Linked DNA regions of Homo sapiens: region 2 is linked to region 1. The links are chromatin loops, found by intact Hi-C in ENCODE. Cell type or tissue: IMR-90. All regions are shown on one strand.

Evidence for each region. Peaks named below come from ENCODE experiments on the same cell type or tissue, not always from the same donor. Only the 100,000 strongest peaks of a DNase experiment are listed, where the experiment ranks them.
Region 2: it touches region 1 in a loop (2.2-fold over the local background); 1 of 110 quality-filtered maps calls a loop at or near these places.

What each region holds. Positions count from the first base shown.
Region 1 is chr2:45,127,470-45,129,969 of GRCh38, reverse strand. The region is part of intron 1 of LOC107985809 (a long non-coding RNA gene); the gene reads left to right. Among named protein-coding and RNA genes, the nearest start is that of SIX2, 120 kb to the right of the region's middle. In IMR-90, no CTCF peak of the experiment used is centred here; a DNase peak (open chromatin) is centred at 1,149.
Region 2 is chr2:45,333,952-45,336,451 of GRCh38, reverse strand. No RefSeq gene overlaps it. Among named protein-coding and RNA genes, the nearest start is that of LINC01121, 80 kb to the right of the region's middle. In IMR-90, no CTCF peak of the experiment used is centred here; no DNase peak of the experiment used is centred here; H3K27me3 peaks cover 327 bases.

The sequences.
Region 1 (2,500 bases):
GGATAGAGAAGAGGTCCAAGAACTTTCCAGGGTTGTGTCACAGCTCAGAGCTTGAGGAGACATAGAAAAACCAGCACAGGGTCTGCGAGGGCGTGACCAACATAGTAAAAGGAAACCAAGTGGAGTCCTAGAAGCCAAGTAAAGAAGGATGGAGTGATCAGCTGTGTCAAAAGCTGCTGGGTCAAGTAAGATGAGGACTGAAAATTGACCAATGGATTTAGCAACATGAGATTCATTGATAACCTTGGACAAGAAAAGTTTTGGTGGAGTGATGAGGACAATAGCCTGGCTGGAGTGAGTTCAGGAGGGGATGGGAGAAGAGGCAGCAGGGATAACCCATTCTTGAGAGGAGATTTGCTATAAAATGGAGCAGATAAGTGGTGTAGTAGCTGGAGGGGTCACAGAGTCAAGAAAGAATTTTTCAAAATAGAAGAGGTATTACAACTTGTTGATATGTTGATCTAAACGATCCAGTAGAGAGAGGAAAAAGTGATGATGATGCAGGAGAGAGGAGAGATTATTAGTGGAGCAAAGGCCTTGCATACGAAAAAGGGATGATATCTAATATATAAGTGGAGGGGTTGGTTTTGGATAAGAGCAGGGACAGTTCATCTACGGTAATGGGGGGAAGGCAGCGTGTGAGGTACAGGTGCAGATACATGGGTGACGATGGTGCTGGGAGAATGTGGAAGTTCTCTTCTGACTGCTTGTATTCTCTCGGATAAATAAGAAGTGGGCTCTTACTGGGTATCCCAACAGATTGGTGTCTGAGAGAGCAAAAGAGTAGCTAGACGAGGCTTACCAGGCAGAAGTAAGGGTCCACTTAAAGTTAGCCGCCGTGAATGGGAATGTAAAATGTGTCTGTTTTCCTCCAGCTGTATTCCACTGCATGGGTGCAGGCATGAAGTAGACAGAATGTTACATTTTAAAAGGAACAACAATTTTGCCAAAGAAGGGAGGAAGGAGCCAGGGAGTTTGAAAGTGTATGCAAAGGAGAGATTCTAATCATGGAACACTAAATGTCAGCTGGAAAAGGAGGAAAGGGCATGAGGGGGATGAGGAGATTGGAATGGTAATGAAAGCAATGAATCATAGGTCCCAGTGGGGCCAAGTCAGAGCTGGCACTAGTCCACAGAGTGTCTTGAGTGAAATAGATAAATGCTTCCCCTCTAGGTGACGCAGTCCTGCAGTTATGCAAAGAAAAAGCTGCCTCTTCCTTTGGGTGGATGAAGCCATGAGCCAGGCAGAGAACACAGTGTCATTCCTAGAACTTGAGGTGGGTTTCAGGGCCTACTTGTCCCTTGGCCAAGGACTTTTGTGCAATACACAAAATGCACAACTGTTCATGACAACTTGAGTCAAAGAACTGTTTGGGCCAGGTACTAGAGGGTTGAGCTATAAGACAGCAGGGGTGATTTTAGAGTGGGAAGATGAAATTAACATTGTGAGAGTGTTGCAGTCATTGGTCATGGATGGTTATAAGGTATGAGTGTCTGTGATAGCTGGGAGGACAAGGTCATTGGAGGAGAGATGGGTCAAGAAACAGAAAAGTCCAAATGTTGGAAGCAGTGTCATCATGACTACTGAAGCCACCAAGAAATATAACAGAAGAGCGTGGAAAGCAGTGCAGTGAGCCAGGGTTCAGTAGATAACTGTAAGGGAAGCTATTGCAGGATTGTAGGCTGATGGCATTTGCTTCAAAGCAGGCTTTTTGCAGAGGGTGGATGGACTATGGTCCCCAAGCAGCACTGAGGTATCAGAGAAGACCCTACCCCAGCCTCAGACTTAGTGGCATGAGGGATGGAGGAGAGGAAACATCCTCCACTTGGAAGGGCTATAGAGGAAGCAGTGTCCTTGCTGGAAAGCCGGCATCCGGTTACAGCAAGAAGGCAGAGGGAGCATTCAGGGGAGGCGGTGGATGGAAGTATTCTACCTCTGATGGACCATGAGATGGACCATGGATCACGAGATGAAGACTAGGGTCCTCATGGAGTTGTCTGGAGGTGAGAGTTAAGGGGTAAAGGATGATCTGGGAGCCCTGGGCTTCTTGGTGTGATGGACATAAGCAGAGTAAGGGGCTTGATGAAATAAGCTTTGATGGTCTGCAAGGCAGACTGTGGTCATAAGCCTGGGCATGTTGGGGTGGGAGTGTGTTGCATGAGCACCCAGAACACTGGGACCCCCTCTTTACTCCTGCTGATGGAGGCAGGGAGGCCAGGGGAGAGACTCTGTTATCCTTGATCTATGTCTGACAAATGACATTATCAGAAAAATGGTATGTCTTCCAATTATTCCAGTTCTGGTATTCCTTCACCTCAAGGTCTCCATCTTAATGAGAAGGGATATTCCCTCACTCGGACTGAGCACAAGTCAGTGATGTCCCAGAAGGCCAGGCTGACACTAGATTAAACTTCTGGAATTCCCATCCATGCAGCTGCTCCCAACCAAAAATTCCAACTGGAATGTCCAGCCTGATAGGCCCTCGTCCTGGCCACTTTCT
Region 2 (2,500 bases), 210 kb before region 1:
TTGGGGGTCTGGGTCAGGCAGTCGAGTGGCCACGCTGGCTGCTGATTCCTTCTGCCAAGGGGGTCCTTTAAGATTTAGTCTCTCTGTGGCCAATAAACTCATCTAACATCCAAGTCAGGACTGGGCCCCCTTCTGACCTATATATGACTGATGGCGGCCTAACTTTAGGGTCATAATTTGAAAAGAGACCCCCCCCAAAAATCAACTTTTGTGCTTTTTGAGTTCTTAAAATTTTTATTCCAGGAGAGGAAGTTAAACTCACAGGAACTCCCTCTTGAATGTCTAGGTTCTGGCCCCTGGACCACTCCATGTGGGGTTTGATGTTTGCTGAATAAAATCCTCATAACAACTAGTGTAGGGGTCCTCCAGCTTGCCCGCACATGAGAACCACCTGAGGTTCTATCCCAGACCAATTAGATCAGAACCTCTCGGGGCAGAGCCCAGGCCGTGGTATTTTAAAAAAGCTCCTCAGATGATTCAAATGTGCTGCTAAGGTTCCAGACCATTGAAGGGGGTAGGGTGGCTTCAGAGAATGCCGCCAAATGCCCTCATTGCCAAAGTGACAAGACTGAGCCCAGGGGAGGTGAAGTAACGTGTTCACTAGAAAGCACAGCTAGACAGAGGCACGCTGACCTCTGGAGTCCCAGTCTCTGAGGTGAGCCACCTTTGGAAGTGTTCTGTTGGTCCTGAATATGAGCTGAACTAGTGACTCTTATCCACGTAGCAGCAGCTATAGAAACAAAGGGCAAGCGCGCTCTAGGAAGTCTTTTAGTTCTATGAAGACTGTTGTGGTGTTTTCTCTCCTCTCTGGTGCTGTGGCTGAGCAGGGTGTCACCAGTGACCTGGGGAAGGATCCATGATACACTTAGAGGATTAGAGGCGACATGGGGGAGGGGGCGGGAGCCCTGATGACCGGCAGGATGGGGGGCTGGACATCACAGAGCTGGGAGTGAGAACACCCAGCTCTGTCTTCTCTTTCTGCTGTGGCTTTGCCATGTTCCCAGCCTCCTCCAGGTTTCCTTTTCCCAACTGCAAAAATAAGACTTCATTTACAGAATCTTAGGTTTACAAGGTGCTTCCAGAAGACGTGTGCTCTGGTCCTTGCAGCAGTGCTGTGAGGCAGAGGGAGCAGGAAGCTTCATCTCCATCTTATAGATGTAGCACAAACGTTGAGAAGCTTCACAGGCCTCACCATAGGGTGATAACATCTCAGAGCCCACTCCCATCCCATCCTCTAGCATTTTCTAGAAGTTTCCAAGACCTCATATGAGTTCTTAAACCAGTCTGTTGGTTTCAGACTCCAGGCACAACTCACCTATCCTTCCTGCCCAGCTTCTGGGACACAAGTCCTCACCCCTGCCCCTTGGCCCTCCCACATCCCCTGCAGTGTCAGTGCTGGGTGAGGGTCACTCGCCGGATGGTCCCAGGGTACGGAACTCCTTCTTGCCCAAAACCAGTGCTGCTCTTGGCCAGCCTGGCCTTGAGAGCTTTGCTTAGCAAGAGCCTCCTGAGCGTTCTCCCAGCTTCTGCTACTGACCCCGCTAGCCACCCAAGTCTAAGCAGTTTGATCATTCCTCCAAATTCCAATCTTCTCAACCCTTCATGCTCACCTTGACCTTCAGAGCTTCTGAGAGTTTGAACAGAGCCAATTGAGCCCCCCTGGTAAGTCTGGGGCACAGAATGGGGCTGGGGAGGGGCGTCAGCCACGCGAACAGAGCTGCCTGCCACTAAGGTCCTGTTACACAGAGGAGGAGACTGGGGCCCCACGTCACTGAGCCTGTGAGTGACCGGGTGAGAAAGGAAACCTCCACCTTCTGAACCCAGGCCAGTGCAGATGAGAGTCATACCCAGTCCAGGGAAAGGGAAAGCAGGCCTCCGAAAGAGCACATGCCAGTGCCTGGGGCTGATTCTGAAGGCCACCCTCTCCCCCAACGCCGGCCTTCAGGCCCAAGCACCCTGGGGCGCTCCCAGGCGCAGGTGGGCCATGGGCTGCCCGCATCCCCACCGCTAACAAAGGCCCCGCGCCCTGGCGGCCTCCCGAGGCCGGCGGCCTTTGAAGCGCACAGCCTGGATTATTTAATATAATGGAACAGTGCAACCTGACCCATCAGAGACATAAATTTCCAGGTGTTTTAAATTTGTTTTCCCCGTCAGAATGGTAAATGGCAGATAGTAAAATTCGGCACCAGGTCGTGGCTGTGGGTGCAGAGCTGGCCACAGGCTGAGCTCCTGCCACTCCAGGGTGGGCTTGGCGGCCTAGGCAGCCCAGGGTGCACCAGAGGTGGCCCCGTGTCCACGGACTACCCTGGACATGAGGCTCCGAAGCTCTGAAAAGGATCCTAGGCCAGGGCTGGGTGGGGATCCCGGGTCCTTAGTTTCAGAAGGAGTCTCAGGGTATCTAAGTCTTCTGGCCATGAGGGTCTCTCACCCTGACATCTGTGCAGAGAAACCAGCAGCCCCACGCCCCCTAGGTTAATTGAGGTGTGAGTGCCTGTAACAC